Regions from separate parts of the Homo sapiens genome. Here region 1 is linked to region 2. A link is a contact called in ENCODE Hi-C or POLR2A ChIA-PET data. All regions are on one chromosome and are shown on one strand. Each heading gives the region's core, a stretch centred on a gene start or an enhancer-like site at or near the end of the contact. The rest is flanking DNA. Distances are from core to core; before and after follow the strand shown.

Region 1 (7,144 bases), core at 1,346-3,845, 85 kb after region 2:
TTAAGAGGATCCCTGGTTTCTTCCAGTCCCCTGCTAAACAGTCATAAATGGCATTTGAGAATGGTAGCAAAATTTCTTGGAAACCATCTCATCCCATGTCCTTATTTCTCAGCAGAGACATCAAAAGCCCAAGGCAAGTAATGTGACAAGTCCAAAGTGGACACCGAGCTGGTCGTGCGCAGTGGCTCATGCAAATAATCCCAGCATTTTGGGAAGCAAAAGCAGGTGGATCACTTGAGGTCAAGAGTTCAAGACCAGCTGGTCAACACAGCAAAACCCCATCTCTACTAAAAGTACAAAAAAATTAGCCAGGCATGGTGGCGCACACCTGTGACCCCAGTTACTCAGGAGGCTGAGGCAGGAGAATCACTGGAGCCTGGGAGGCGGAGGTTGCAATGAGGCGAGATTACACCATTAGACTCCAGCCTGGGTGACAGAGCGAGACTCCATCTCAAAAAAAACCCAAAGTGACAGCGAGCAAATGACAAAGCTGGGCCAGACTCCTGCTCTGTTCGACTTCTCCACCACCGGAGGCCCACCGTCCTACCGAGGATGGAACCATGCACAGGGGGCCAGCAGTCCATGCTTACACACATCCAGGAAGGAACCAAGAAGTCGCCATGCAGCCCAGCCCTGAGGGGACCCCATTGCCACTGGAGTCTGCCTGCCACGCAGAAGCCCGCAGGTGCCTGGGACACTATCCGAGTTACTGGGCCAGTCCTCAAAGGTGGCTACGGAAGAGGCTGAATGGCAGCCACTGTCCTAACCCCCACTTTCCCCCAGAGACTTTCTGATGTGGGAAGGAGCAAGGCAGAGCTGGGTGACCTGGGACCTGGAGTCTCATGTGGGTATCAGAAGCTGAACAGGTAAAAAGGGAAGGCTTGAAAAACATTTTGTCCCACATTCTACCTTTTTATCAATCACCTAATTGTTAAAATAGTTTTCTACCTTATAAACACCCCCAACTGAGAGGTGCCTGGCAGAGGGGAAAATGGAATCTGGAGCTAGGCAGGTATGGCTTTGAACTTGAACTGCAAATGTTCAAGTGAGTCATTTTATCTCTCCAACCCTCCACTTTACCAGCCAGAAGCAACATTCAACTCTTGAAACCACAGTCTTGAACAAATCATTCTTAAATTCTAGAGTTTACTAGTAGGTTATCTCCAAACTGACAGATTAGTAGGTAAAGAGCAACAAAGCCTTCCCAAGAAAGCCCTGTGTTGGTCCCAAGGACCTCACTTCTAACCTGTCATAGAGAAATGATGGAAGAAAAGAGCTGAAAGACAAGGCCCAGGTTGCCAAGTGCCACCCTTCCATTGAAAAATGGCGTACCATCTTTCCTATCTCCGGGGCCTGGTCCATCAGCAGTTTCTTGGTTATCAACTGTAACTACCAGTGGGGGAAAACTAGCAAAATTTGCCATCTGTTTCTCAACTCCCTAAAACATGATACACTCCACTCACTGCAACACACTGAAATCACCTTGTATATTCTCCTACTTTGACCCTATATTTCTGCAAAATTTCTCTAAAATGGATCTTCAGGGAAGCAGGGGACAGTGGGGGGACACCAGAGCAGGACAAGCTGAAGTATAGTAATTATTTTAGGGAAATGTTAGCAATTCTGTACAAACTTTGAATAAAATGAAAATTTTACTTTAAAAAAGCGAGGCTAGCAATATCAGAAAAATAAACAAAATGAGGATAGCAATAGCAAAGGCACTGGGAAATCATGGCAAAAGATTAAAACTTTACACAGCTTTGTGTGTGCATATGTGTGAGCGTGTGAGACAGAGAAAAAAAAATAAGACCTGGTAGGATCTGAATAACTAGGAGCTTGCCTTAGCGCATCTTTTCCTATATAGTGTATACTATTCAATAAAAATCTAGCTCATTACTGCTAACTTAATGTCATTTCCGAAAATGCATCATCTCTCATTAACAATAGTCCAGGATGAAGAAACAGCCCATTAAACAAGCAATGATTTCTCTATCCAAATCGCCAGCAAATACTACTCACCTGATTGACAGACTCTGATATTCCAGCCATTGTTCAAGCAAAATTACTCATTCCTCACAAACCTGGCTGGAAGCCTTCTGCATCACACCTGTGACAGTCTGTGGCGGCCTTTTCCAGACAGCATAAAAGAACAGTAGGATGTCCAGGCCACACTGCACAGGGCCTGGGGAGAGCCCTTTAATGCCATTATTCACTGATTTTTATGGCCCAAAGAAGGTAACATAGTATTTATCAGTATTTACCATTTTTTCTATCTTCTAGAACTTATAGCCCTCTATTAAGTATGCTCAGTTTTCATCAACTATCCACCAGGTTTATGAAAACCTCAGTGTACAATCAAACACTTCATCTTTTCTGAAAACAATCACTCTCTTGGTGAAATGATACACAATGAAAAATAAATTTTAAAACAGTTTCCTTTAAATAATAAATTGCACTGTAAATTTATCCATGTAACCAAAAACCACCCGTACCCCAAAATCTACTGAAACAAATTTTCTTTTTTAAAGGGAGTGGAGAAGGAAACCTGTGGTTTGAGAGGGACCCAAGCAGGAAACATCAGCCAAGTGCACGGTGCAGACATCTTCCGGAGTCTGACGCAAACCAATGGGTAATGAGATACTAAAGCACTGTAATCTCTGCCTAGCCGGTTGATGATAGCAAGAAATTCTGGTGATTTTTTTTCTTGAGTGAGATGTAATTTTTTTTCAAAAGTGTTCTTATCTTCTAGAGATAAGTAATAAGGTATTACAGATAAAATACAATTACAGATAAAATACAATTGAGGCCAAGGGTATGCATCAGAAGAATCTGGGTTGGGGGTGGAGCTAGCAGAGGGCCAGGGGAGAGACGGAGTTGAATTGGCTACAAGTTGATCGCACTTGAACTTGAGCAATGGGTACAGGCAGGTTCAAGACACCCTTCTCTCCACTTTTGCAAATTTTTATAATTGTCCATTTTGAAAAAAAGAAAAGTTAAAAGTAAATAAAACTTCACAAAACCAACCAAACCCCCGAAATTCACCCTGTAAACATCATTTTCGCATCAGACGTAAAAGGACAGAGCGTGTGTGTGTTTATTTACTGGGAGGACCGCCTTAAAGTATTAAATAACATTCAAAGGTCTTTAAAAATTAAAAAAAAGTTAATAAACCTTGTTGTTCAAGTGAACACTAGTATTACTGGACATTCGAGTACATGAAATCCAAAAGTCATCACTCACCTTTTTCAGAGCACAAGCCTTTATGACTTTTTCATATCGTTCCTTTTCGTATTTCTTCCCAAATAAAATATTACTCCTCAGAGTTCCCGAGAACACCCAGGGCTGCTGAGACACATAGGCAATTCTTCCATGCACGCTGACCAGCCCGTGACTTGGGGCCAATTCCCCGAGCACGGCACTTAACAGTGATGACTGAAACAGATTGTAAAAAAGCACATGTTCAGTCAACACTCGAGACAAGAATAAGCCACTGCAATGCAGCCTTGCCCAGCCCTGGGAGCTTGAAAAACACCATTCATTCATTTAAAAGAGCACAGGAAGTTGTGATTAAAAATTGGAAATAACATAATGGTCCACATAAACTAGTAGTTTATAAGGAATATTAACAAAATAGAGTGTAACAATCTACTCTGCCCTAATGAGTTTCCCTAAATGAGTTTCATGCCCCTAAATGAAATGGTACACGGAACAAAGATCAACTAAGAATGTTTACAGCAACAGAGTAGCCAAGCATGACATATATAGTTCATATATCCAATACTGAATGCATTGTTCCTGCATGCGGGTATCTTTTTTGACAAAGAACTAATCCTAGAAATGCTGTATGTAAATAACATATCCTGGCCAGGTGCAGTGGCTCACGCCTGTAATCCCAGCACTTTGGGAGGCCGAGGCGGGTGGATGACTTGAGGCCAGGAGTTCGAGACCAGCCTGGCCAACATGGTGAAACCCCATCTCTACTAAAACTACAAACATTAGCCGGGCATGGTGGCACGCCTGTAATCCCAGCTACTTGGGAGGCTGAGGCATGAGAATCACTTGAACCTAGGGAAATGGAGGTTGCAGTGACTCTAGATCACGCCACTGCACTCCAGCCTGGGTGACAGAGCGAGACCATGTCTCAAAAACTAAATATACATACATACGTGAATAAATGAATGAATAAATAAAAATAAATAATAAATCCTGTGCACTAGGAAGGACTTTTATTTTTAAATACCCAAGAATCGTGTCTCTGAAGAGCAAACTTCAATTGTTAAACCACCCTATTTGTTATACACCTACAACTAGATTTATTGCGTTGCTTTAGAATATATGAGACTAAGTCTGTACGCACGTTTCCTTCACATCTTCTACAATGCACAGACATGACGTGTCTGTGCCCCCCACTATCAGAGCACTTACGACACTGAACTGAAATCACCTGTTTGTATATCTGTCTCACCCCAGATACCAGAAACTTCTGGAGGGCAGTGGCGTCTGGGTCTTGATTACAGGTGTATCTTTTACTCCTAACACAGGACTATACACCTGGCTACAGGTTTATTAAATGTGTGTTCATGTGACTTGGAGAAGTCATATCAAAACATGTTTAAAGCTTTTCAGACAAGCCTTCATAACCTCCAGATGTCTTGTAGCATCTAGGGTCCCCTCTGACAAAAAGAAGTTCCCACTTTCTTAGTCAATCCATCCTGCATAGTGGTCACATAAATAATTTCTTTCATGGAGATGTCCAACTTCTAGGAGTTCCCAATTGCTCAACTTGAAGAACCAAGGGAAACATGATATGCATTGTCCACATTTATTTGGTCATGTGACCCTTCTTGCAAAACGAATGTTCCATGCACTGAGAAATGCCGTGCCAAGTGTACCCAGTTCAAAATTGTGTTACACGTAGCCTTGGGCTCAAACCCACGAAGTTAATATGATAAGTGGGGTTGCAACAAGCTGCCAAAAGCCATTCTAACTCACCTTCCCTGCTCCCACGGGGCCGACCACAGCTAACAATTCGCCAGGTCTGACAGTAAAGGAAAGGCCTTGTAGAGTTGGGGTCTCTGATGCCTACAAATTAAAGTTTATAAAATGTGCCCATTTCAATAAAGTCACACAAATCACTTCAAAAAGAGAAGAAAACAATACAACAGTCATTGATACATGAACATAACCCAAATCTTTCTCCTTCCTATTTTAAGATATTGTATCCTAGAGTCCTTTTCATACAATCATATTTTTTTGGTGGGGTTTTACACAGTTTGGAGTCTTCAGTACTTAAGGAAGGCCCATTCCCTTTTACCAGATTTTCATGTGAACACAGCTCCAGACTTCCACAAAATTTAGATAGTAAAAATGACAAGACAAGCTTCTTGAAATGAAAACTCATGCTAACTTACTAAAACAATATATATATATTTTTTACTTTAAGTTCTAGGATACATGCGCAGAACGTGCAGGTTTGTTACATAGGTATACATGTGCCATGGTGGTTTGCTGCACCTGTCAACCTGTCATCTAGGTTTTAAGCCCTGCATGCATTATGTATTTGTCCTAATGCTCTCCCTCCCCTTGCCCCCCACCCACCGACAAGCCCCGTATGTGTAATGTTCCCCTCCCTGTGTCCATGTGTTCTCATTTAAAACAATATTCTTTTTTTTTTTTTTTTTTTTTTTTTTTGAGACGGAGTCTCGTTCTGTCGCCCAGGCGGGAGTGCTGTGGCGCGATCTCCGCTCACTGCAAGCTCCGCCTTCCGGGTTCACGCCATTCTCCTGCCTCAGCCTCCCGAGTAGCTGGGACTACAGGCGCCTGCCACTGCGCCCAGCTAATTTTTTGTATTTTTAGTAGAGACGGGGTTTCACCGTGGTCTCGATCTCCTGACCTCGTGATCCGCCCGCCTCGGCCTCCCAAAGTGCTGGGATTACAGGCGTGAGCCACCGCGCCCGGCAATATTCTTAATATAATATTCAGTATGGGAGCTTTTCAACCATTTGTAAATTTTCATTCTGTCCCTTGGTTTTAATATTCTATTTCATTAACCTCCACAAGGTGGCAGCATGAGTACATGGCATGCCCAGTCCTTGGCTAATGGATGACTTGAAATCTCCACTAATCTTTCCATTTTCACTTGATAAAGCATGAACCTCAGTTATGCCCAGCCAGCCAGAAGGCACTTTATACTATAAAGTCACTCTTGGCAAATGAACTTCTACAAATGGTGGTCAACCCTGTAACCAAGAGCTCTAATTTAACAATAACCAAAAACTGAAGAATAATGAAATTAAGTGTATGTTCATAGGTCAAAGTGAAAGTCTCAGTGTTACACCTGCAGCTTGTGTTACCCATCCTGGGAAAATAGGGACAGCATAGTAGTTCTACTATAAACACTGAGGTACCCACCACAGCATTCAATCCAGCACAAAGGGAGGAAGGGATGAAGTACTCATTAGGGTATCAGAAATAATGTTCCTAAACAATCTATAAATTCTATGATAAAAAGATTCAGGAGTATATGCATGTTTTTACATATACTAAATGTTAACAAAATTATCAATCACTGCTAATGTTAAAAAAAAAAAAGTTGTTTTAGGCAGGGTACGGACTGGTTCATGCCTGTAATCCCAACATTTTGGGAGATGGAGGTGGGAGGATCACTTGAGCCTAGGAGTTCAAGACAAGCTGGGGCAACATAGTGAGAAACCATCTCTTAAAGAAAAAAAAATCAGCCAGGCATGGTGTGTGCCATAGTCCCAGCTACTCAGGAGGATGAGGCAGGAGGATCCCTTGAGCACCGGAGGCTGAGGTTGCAGTGAGCCAAGATTGCACCACTGCACTCTAACCCGGGTGACACAGTAAGACCTTGTCTCAAAAAAATGTTATTTTGCAGTTTATTATTTAGGAGACCAAATCAAATTCATTACTTTTACAAAGAGCTTCTAAATATTTTCAATTGAGAGGATTAAGTGTGTATCAGGGAGAAGGGATAGTTTACCAGAGCATGATAGGGATAGTTTACCAGAGCATGATAAACCAAAATGAGGAGGTTTCCTCTTCTCATACAAGGACAATCAGTACTTTGAATTATCTATCTTTTAAAAAAGCAAAAGTCAGTTGGTACAAATAAAGAGAGGAA
Region 2 (7,801 bases), core at 2,835-5,334:
CATAATAATGATGGTTTCTCATCAGAAACAATGAAGGGAGAAGACAATGATGTGATATATGTACAGTGCCAAAAAAAGGAAAAAAAAAGAAAACTGTCAACCTAGAATCTTCTATCTGTTGAAAAGATCATTAAAAACAAAGTTGAAATAAAGACATGCTCAGATGGGCAAAAGCTAGGAGAAGGTCTCTAGCAGACCAGCCTGAAAGGAAGTTCTTCAGGCTTAAGGAAAATGATACCAGATGGAAGCTCAGACTTCAGAAAGAAATAAAGAGCACTGGAAAGGACAAATATGTGAATAAATATAAAACACAATTTTCTATAATATGTATGCACATACATGCATACATATGTATAAATTTCTTTAAAAGACCATTGGTTATTTAAAGCAAAATGGACCCAATATATCATGAAGTTTATAGCATATGTAGAAGTAAACAATATGACAACATAAGCCCAAAGAATAGCAGAAATAAATTATATAATAGTAAGATTATTCTATTGTTTGCAAATTTGGTAGGAAATTATTTGAAAATAGATTGCAATAAACTTAAATGGATATGTAAACTCTAGAGCAACCACTAAAAACAATAACATAAAGAGTAGAGCTAAAAATGTGATAGAAAAAATAAGAACATATATTCTATTCACTGCAAAGAAGGAAAAGAACATATGAGACTAACAGAAGACAAATACCAAGATGGTAGACTTAAAACCAACCATATCTATAATTACATTAAATGTACATGGATGAAACTCCACATAAAATGACAGAGAATTTCAGCTGAGCATTTAAAAAGCCAGACCTAATTAGATGCTGCTTACAACAAAGACTGTAAATACAGAGAGAGAGAGAGATACCAAGCAAAAACACCCCACTCTTAGTAAATGACAGAACAGTGGACAAAAATTCAGTAAAGATACTGAAGATCCAGATATTATAAGCCAACTTGACCTGTCATTTTTAGAACTCTATACTCCACAGCTACAGAATATACATTCTTTTTTTTTTTTTTTTTTTTTTTTCAAATGCACAGGGGACCGTTACCAAAGTAAAGTAAATACTGGGCCATTAAAGAAGTCTCAATACATTTCAAAGGTTAGAAATATTACAGAATATGTTATCGAATTACAACAAGGCTAATTAGAAATCAGTAGCAGTAAGGTTTTTTAAAAAAAAAAAATCCCTAAATCTTTAGAAATGAAGTTATATACTCCATAATAACTCACTACTAAAATATTACTTCAGAAAGTCAACTCATGGGCCAGGTACAGTGGCTCACGCCTATAATCCCAGCACTTTTAGAGGCTGAGGTGGGAGGCTCACTTGAGGCCAGGAGTTTCAGACCAACCTGGGCAACATGGTGAAACTCCATCTCTACTAAAAATACAAAAATTAGCTGGGTGTGGTGATGTGCGCCTGTAATCCCAGCTATTCAACAGGCTGAGGCACAAGAATCGCTTGAACCTGGGAGGTGGAGGTTGCAGTGAGCCGAGATTGCACCACTGCACTCCAGCCTGGGCGACAGAGTGAGATACTGTCTAAAAAAAAAAAAAAAAAAGTCAACTCATAAATATTCTGAACTGTAGATAATGAAAACACAACATATCAAAATCATTGGATGCAGCTAAGCAATACTTAGAGGAAGTATAACTTTAAATGCATATATTATGAAACAAATGAAAACCAACAGATTAATGTTCAATCTTAAAAAGCTAAAGAAAAAGATAAATTAAATCAATGTAACTTAAAAAATATAAGAAATTAATGAAATAGAAAATCTACCAACTACAGAGAAAATTACAAAATCAAACATGAATTCACTGGAAAAAAAATCAAAATTGATAAACTCCAAGCTAAACTGATTGACAGAAACAAATTATCAGTGTCGGGAATAAAAGAAGAAATTTCACTATAGATTATAAAGACATTAAATGGACAAATGTGAGATTATGAACAGTTTCATGCAAAAAGTTCTCCAGTGAAGACGAAATAAGCAAATGTATTAAAAACCACAATTTGCAAAACAGGAAATATTCACAAATGCCTAATATTAAACATATACAAATACACTTATGTATATTAAAAACTAAAAAATCAACAAGATTTTTAAAAACACGTTTTAAAAAGCTGGCAGGAGATCTGAACCAGTATTTCAGAAAATAAGACACTTGAATGGCCAATTAGCCTGTATGGAAAAAGCTCAATATTAATCATCAAGGCAATGCAAATGGATCATCTATACTCTACTAAAAAGAATAAAAACAAAAAGATTGATCATACTAAATGTTGGCGAGGATGTGGAGCAACTAGAATGCTCATATATTGCCACTGGGTGTGTAAAATAGTACAACCATTATAAAAATCCTTGTCATAGTTTGATTTTTGGTTTTTAAAGTGAACTTTACGAACCCAGCAATTCCACTCCTATGCATTTTATCTGAGATGAATGAAAACATATGTAGTGTACCCATAAACACTTCTATAAGAACATTCATTGCTAAAAACTGGCAACAATTCAAATACCCATCAATCAGAGAGTAGACAAATAAATGTTGATGTCATCATACAATGAAATATCACTCAGAAAAAGAAAACAAAGAAATGAACCACTGAAACATACACAGAACTCAAAAACATGGTGAACAAAAGAATCCAGCCACAGAAAAATTATTGGTTCCATTTATACGTAGTTCAAGAACAGGAAAACTAATTGATGTTGACAGAAATCTGGAAGAGGTGTAGAGGTGTGAAAATTGACTGCAGAGGAGCAAAGGAGACTTCCTGAGGAGATGGAAATGCTCTACATCTTGTTTTAGAGGGTGGATATTGGAATGTACACAATTAGTAAAATTCAACCTAAAAAAAACTGTCGATTTTATTGTATATAAACTATACCTCAATAAAAATAGATAGGGTAAAAAAAATATGACACTAGAATTTCATTCCCATCCCTTTGGCCATGTTCAGGCAGAGGTTGGGCAGTGTATCAATACACAACCATAACGCTAAGAGATGATCTCCTCAGGTGCATTGAGGGTGGGAAAGGGCAAATGTGAGAACTAATGGTAACCAGCCCATGTGCCCTAGAACAAAAATGGCTCCTGATCCATGTTTGATACGTGTCCCATAGGTGGCTGGCCCTTTGCTGCGATGCACAAGCGGCACTATCGGCTTCATGACTCAACGCAAATGAGAGAGAACACTAAGTCAATGAACCCAGGGAAAGGGCTGAAAGAAAACAAGTGAGTCACAAAACTCACAAGTAGAACAGATTACACTTACCCATGCCCCACATCAGATGGAAGTGATACATCCATATAGAAAATAGTGACTGCAAGATTTTAATAAAACTCAGGCAAGTTCTCCAGTCCAAACCTTTTTTTGTTCATCTTATCAAGAAAACTCAGTAGGTATACAGACAAAAATGAATGTAATCAATCAAGAATAGCATAGAGAGAATTTAAAGGTCCTCAATTAAGTAAACATTTGGCCATTTTCCTCTCCTGGGTAATAGCTGTCCATTTTATCATTACTAAGGATGCAAAATGACAAGAAGAGAAAGCACCACGAATGGCCACTATTGTTTTGCAATGGACATCATCCAATATGCCAGAATGGAAAGTTCTATGCTCTGCTGAATACCACCAGACTTGATAAAAATGAGACTCTTAATTTTTTTCTTTAGGTCTTAATTAGCTTCTTGTTAAACTACAAACATTATCATTGGAACACACATGCTGGGAAAAATTGGAACACTGGTTGCCAGCCTGGGAAGCCTGGGAGGGTCCCCAGTGATTAACTGTCACCACACTAATGGTGACAGTACTGCTTTCTACATGTGCTATCACACTGGAAAAAACCCAACCATTGCATCTTTCATTAAAAAAGAAAAGGTAAAGGAATTGTTAGAGTGGGCCTGTGTGAATCCTATCATCCTGATCTCAGAAATCCAGGGGTCAAGAGTTGGCAAATATTTCCAGTAACTCATGTCATCAACTGCCCTGTCTATTAACAAGGAAATCCACTTTAATGTGGCAGTTGGCATGAATCATTATCTCTAGGGCTGGCATTTTCACAGACTAGTCCATCCTTGTAAATGCAGTGACTAAAACTCTTTTGTTGACTTTGAAAGCATGAGAACGCCGTGATTCAGTTAAAATGGATGAGTTTACTTTTGAAAGACTCAGTAAAACAGAGATCTTTCAAATGACGGCAAGGCGACCTAACTAACGATCTCTTTTGTCCAATGGGGATTTGAGGGTAGGAGTTGGGGGAAGGGGTGAACAAACCTCAGAAATCTCAAAATGACAAAGTCATTGTTCAGTGTGCTTTCTACACACTTTCCCTGACATCTCTACACAATGAAATGTAAGGGTCAGTGGTACTGAGACAAGTCAAGGCAGTTCCACTCTTTTGCTTCTATAAAAGCGAGTGACCCAACCTATTATACTCAAGTCTTAGGATGGCTTTGTTCTCCACATCCAGATGCAGCAGCTTTTTCTCCTGCCCCTCATCCTGCCCTCCCACCCCCCTAGGGAAGAAATGACTGAGGACACCTCCTTCACATTTTCTTTTTCTTGGGCATTTCACTTCATAAAGCTGCAGTCAATGTGTTTTGTTTGTGGGAGGAGGGACTGGCACATTCAGTGGTGGTCTCCACTGCTGCCTGCATTGGTGGCTCAAGTAGCCTCAGGACTAGTCCTTTGTGTTCCATGAAAGGATATGAAAAGTCAGTTATTTAAGCTCAGTCAAGCTGCTGATTTTTTTTTTTTTTTAGATGAGGGGTGTGTAGGGAAGAAAGGTTTTGCAATTCCGTGTGCCTCAATATATTACAGTATTTTGCTGAGTGCAGCTGTGTGCAAGTTAGCACACTCGGAGCACTCCCAAATTTAAACAGAAAAAATTAAAATGCCTAAATCCAACCTCTGCATCTTATCTTCATTTTTCATTTGTTTTTTTCTAGTAGGAAGACTTCTTAGAGGCAAAGATTTTAGCTAGCAGAAGTCTAGATAACTCAGACTCTACACTCAATGTTATCAAGGGCCAAGGAAGTTTCAGCAATATTATGAAAATTACGTTATTATGAGATATTTAGTGCTCACTGGTTTATTCTGAAAACAACTGATTTTGATACTGTGGTTCCAGAAGAGAAAATAGCCATTAAAGCCTTCAGGGATAATAAACCTAATATCTGGAATACAAACTCATGTCCTAATACTTATGGGTCTGGTAACTGTCTGACAATTACCTTAATGCAGCATAATGTCATTGTCAGGCTATTTCTCCCACTTAAAAATATACGTAGTATTTAAAAAGTACCTTTTATTTAGTGAGCTTAGATGTTATGCTAAGAATGTTATTGAAATGACTTCATTTTATCCTCACAATAACCCTCATGGAATAGGTAGAATTTTCTCCATTTTACAGAGACGTAGCATGTGGCTTTGTGAGGAAAGAGAAGGTAAGCGGTAGAGCTAGGAGTCAAACTTAAGAAGGATGATTCCAAGCCTCTCCCATTCCATCCTACACTACACTTGAAATTTTTTATTATTATTTTTTGGTTCTTTTGAGTCTGGGTCTGGCTCTGTTGCTCAGGCTGGAGTGCAGTAGCACAACTGTGGTTCACTGCAACCTCGAACTTCTGGGCTCAAGTGATCTTCCGGACTCAGCCTCCAGAGTAGCTGGGACTACAGGCACGCACCACTACACCTAGCTAATTGTTTTATTTTTTTGTAGAGACAGGGTCTCACCATAATGCTCAGGCTGGTCTCAAACTCCTGGGTTCAAGAGTTCTTTCCAGGTCGGCCTCCCAAATTGCTAGGACTACAACCATAAGACACCATCTCTGGCAAAGTCTTTTATTATTTTTATAGAGAAGGGGGTCTCACTATGTCGCCCAGGCTGGTTTTGAACTCCTGACCTTGAGCAATCCTCTCACTTCGGCCTCCCAAAGTTCTGGGATTACAGGCATGGACCACCACACCTGGCCCCTACATTATACTTTGAAGTTATTTACTTACAAGTGATATCTAGTCACACCTTTTTTTTTTTTAGATCGAGTCTCGCCCTGTCTGGAGTGCAATGGCACAATCTTGGTTCACTGCAACCACTGTCTCCTGGATTCAAGCAATTCTCCCTGCCTCAGCCCCCCAAGTAGCTGGTATTACAAGGGCCCGCCACCACGCCCAGCTAATTTTTGTATTTTTAGTAGAGATGGGGTTTCACCATGTTGGCCAGGCTGGTCTCAAACTCCTGACCTCAAGTGATCCACCCACCTTGGCCTCCCAAAGTGCTGGGATTACAGGTGTGAACTACCACACCTGGCCCAGTCACATCTAATCTTATTCACAGTAGCACACTCAACACTCACACCTTTAAAACCTGAAGCTGGGCCGGGCGCAGTGGCTCACGCCTGTAATCCCAGCACTTTGGGAGGCTGAGGTGGGTGGATCACGAGGTCAGGAGTTCGAGACCAGCCGGGCCAATACGGTGAAACCCTGTCTCTACTAAAAATACAAAAATTAGCCTGGCGTGGTAGCATGCACCTGTAGTCCCAGCTACTTGGGAGGCTGAGGCAGGAGAATGGCATGAACCTGGGAGGCAGTGCTTGCAGTGAGCTGAGATCACGCCACTGCACTCCAGCCTGGGCGACAGAGCGAGACTCCGTCTCAAAAACAAAAAAACAGAAAACAAAAACAAAACCTGAAGCTTTTCCTAGAGAACCAAGAGCACTTGCAAAGGGAATTTTCATGGCTCTGATATCCTGAGGTAGAATCACCCTAAACAGACCACATAAATGATGCTGGCTTCCTTTTAATTTTGGAATTGAGAACAGCTCCAATTTTGCAAGCAACTATAATTTGACAGGATTGGCAAGATATCTGACAGCTTTAACAGTTGATCTAGTAAAGCATTCACGGAGGTGTGCAAACCTAACTGGCCTTCTACTGGGACACAGCCTTGTGAATGACACATGCCTGAGGGGATCGACTATCCTGCAGTGTGGGCCCCCTATTCAGAAGCAAGGGCTTTCATTAGCCACACAAGGCATTCTGACCTGGATGTCCTAAAGAGAAACTTGTCCAAACCAGTATCCTTTCTTGTTTTCCTGATGCTGGTACAACCCCATCTTTCTGACAGTCTCCCATTCCTCTCCATATCCTTCCACCCAAATCTCTAAACTCTAAATTCCTGTGCTTAAGAAACAAGCCTTCTTGTGATCTGGCCCCTCTGCATCTCTCCATCTGATCTCCTCTAATGCCTTGTCTCAAACCTCCTGATGCAGCTATTCCACACTGCAGTGTCCCTGTAGATATCCTAAACTCCTGCACTTCCTGCCATATGTGCCTCCTTCTCCCCTACATGGCTCAGGAATAACCAGGAAGCCTTACCAGCTTCCCCAAGCAGGGCAACAGACAAAGCCCTTTGCTGCTGTGATGTGAACTTGTATTTGGCCAGCATGGAAATAAGGGATACACAATACAAAATCCTTAAAGTTGGTTTTGAGGTTTTTTTGGTTTGGGTTTTTTTGTTGTTGTTGTTGAGATGGAGTCTCTCTCTGCTGCCCAGGCTGGAGTGCAGTGGTATGATCTTGACTCACTGCAACCTCCACCTCCCATGTTCAAGCAATTCTTTCAGCCTCCCAAGTAGCTGGGATTACAGGTGTGCACCACCACTCCCAGCTAATTTTTGGGTTTTTAGTAAAGATGGGGCTTCGCCACATTGGTCAGGCTAGTCTGGAACTCTTGACCTCAAGTGATCTGCCCTCCTCAGCCTCCCAAAGTGCTGAGATTACAGG

What was found. Hi-C counts contacts between places; a loop is a spot of excess contacts on that map. ChIA-PET counts read pairs that join two places held with the same protein, here RNA polymerase II (POLR2A). Pooled maps may share reads with other maps.
Region 1: a pooled map shows a loop between it and region 2 (4-fold over the local background). The contact joins two enhancer-like sites. A Hi-C loop is called at or near these places in 1 of 168 maps with a recorded cell type or tissue (breast epithelium) and 1 of 50 pooled maps. POLR2A ChIA-PET finds 5 or more read pairs at or near these places in 4 of 52 experiments (T-cell, activated CD4-positive, alpha-beta T cell, activated T-cell and 1 more).

What each region holds. Positions count from the first base shown.
Region 1 is chr13:95,183,461-95,190,604 of GRCh38, forward strand. ABCC4 (ATP binding cassette subfamily C member 4 (PEL blood group)) reads right to left here. Exons shown (of 31, transcript NM_005845.5): 10 at 4,993-5,082; 11 at 3,241-3,432. Among named protein-coding and RNA genes, the nearest start is that of SNORD13G, 23 kb to the right of the region's middle. Within about 2 kb of position 2,596, at least 2 of the 41 ENCODE cell types and tissues checked have a DNase peak (open chromatin) inside an H3K27ac peak, as active enhancers do.
Region 2 is chr13:95,096,592-95,104,392 of GRCh38, forward strand. All of the region lies in intron 20 of ABCC4 (ATP binding cassette subfamily C member 4 (PEL blood group)), which reads right to left. Among named protein-coding and RNA genes, the nearest start is that of SNORD13G, 110 kb to the right of the region's middle. Within about 2 kb of position 4,085, at least 6 of the 41 ENCODE cell types and tissues checked have a DNase peak (open chromatin) inside an H3K27ac peak, as active enhancers do.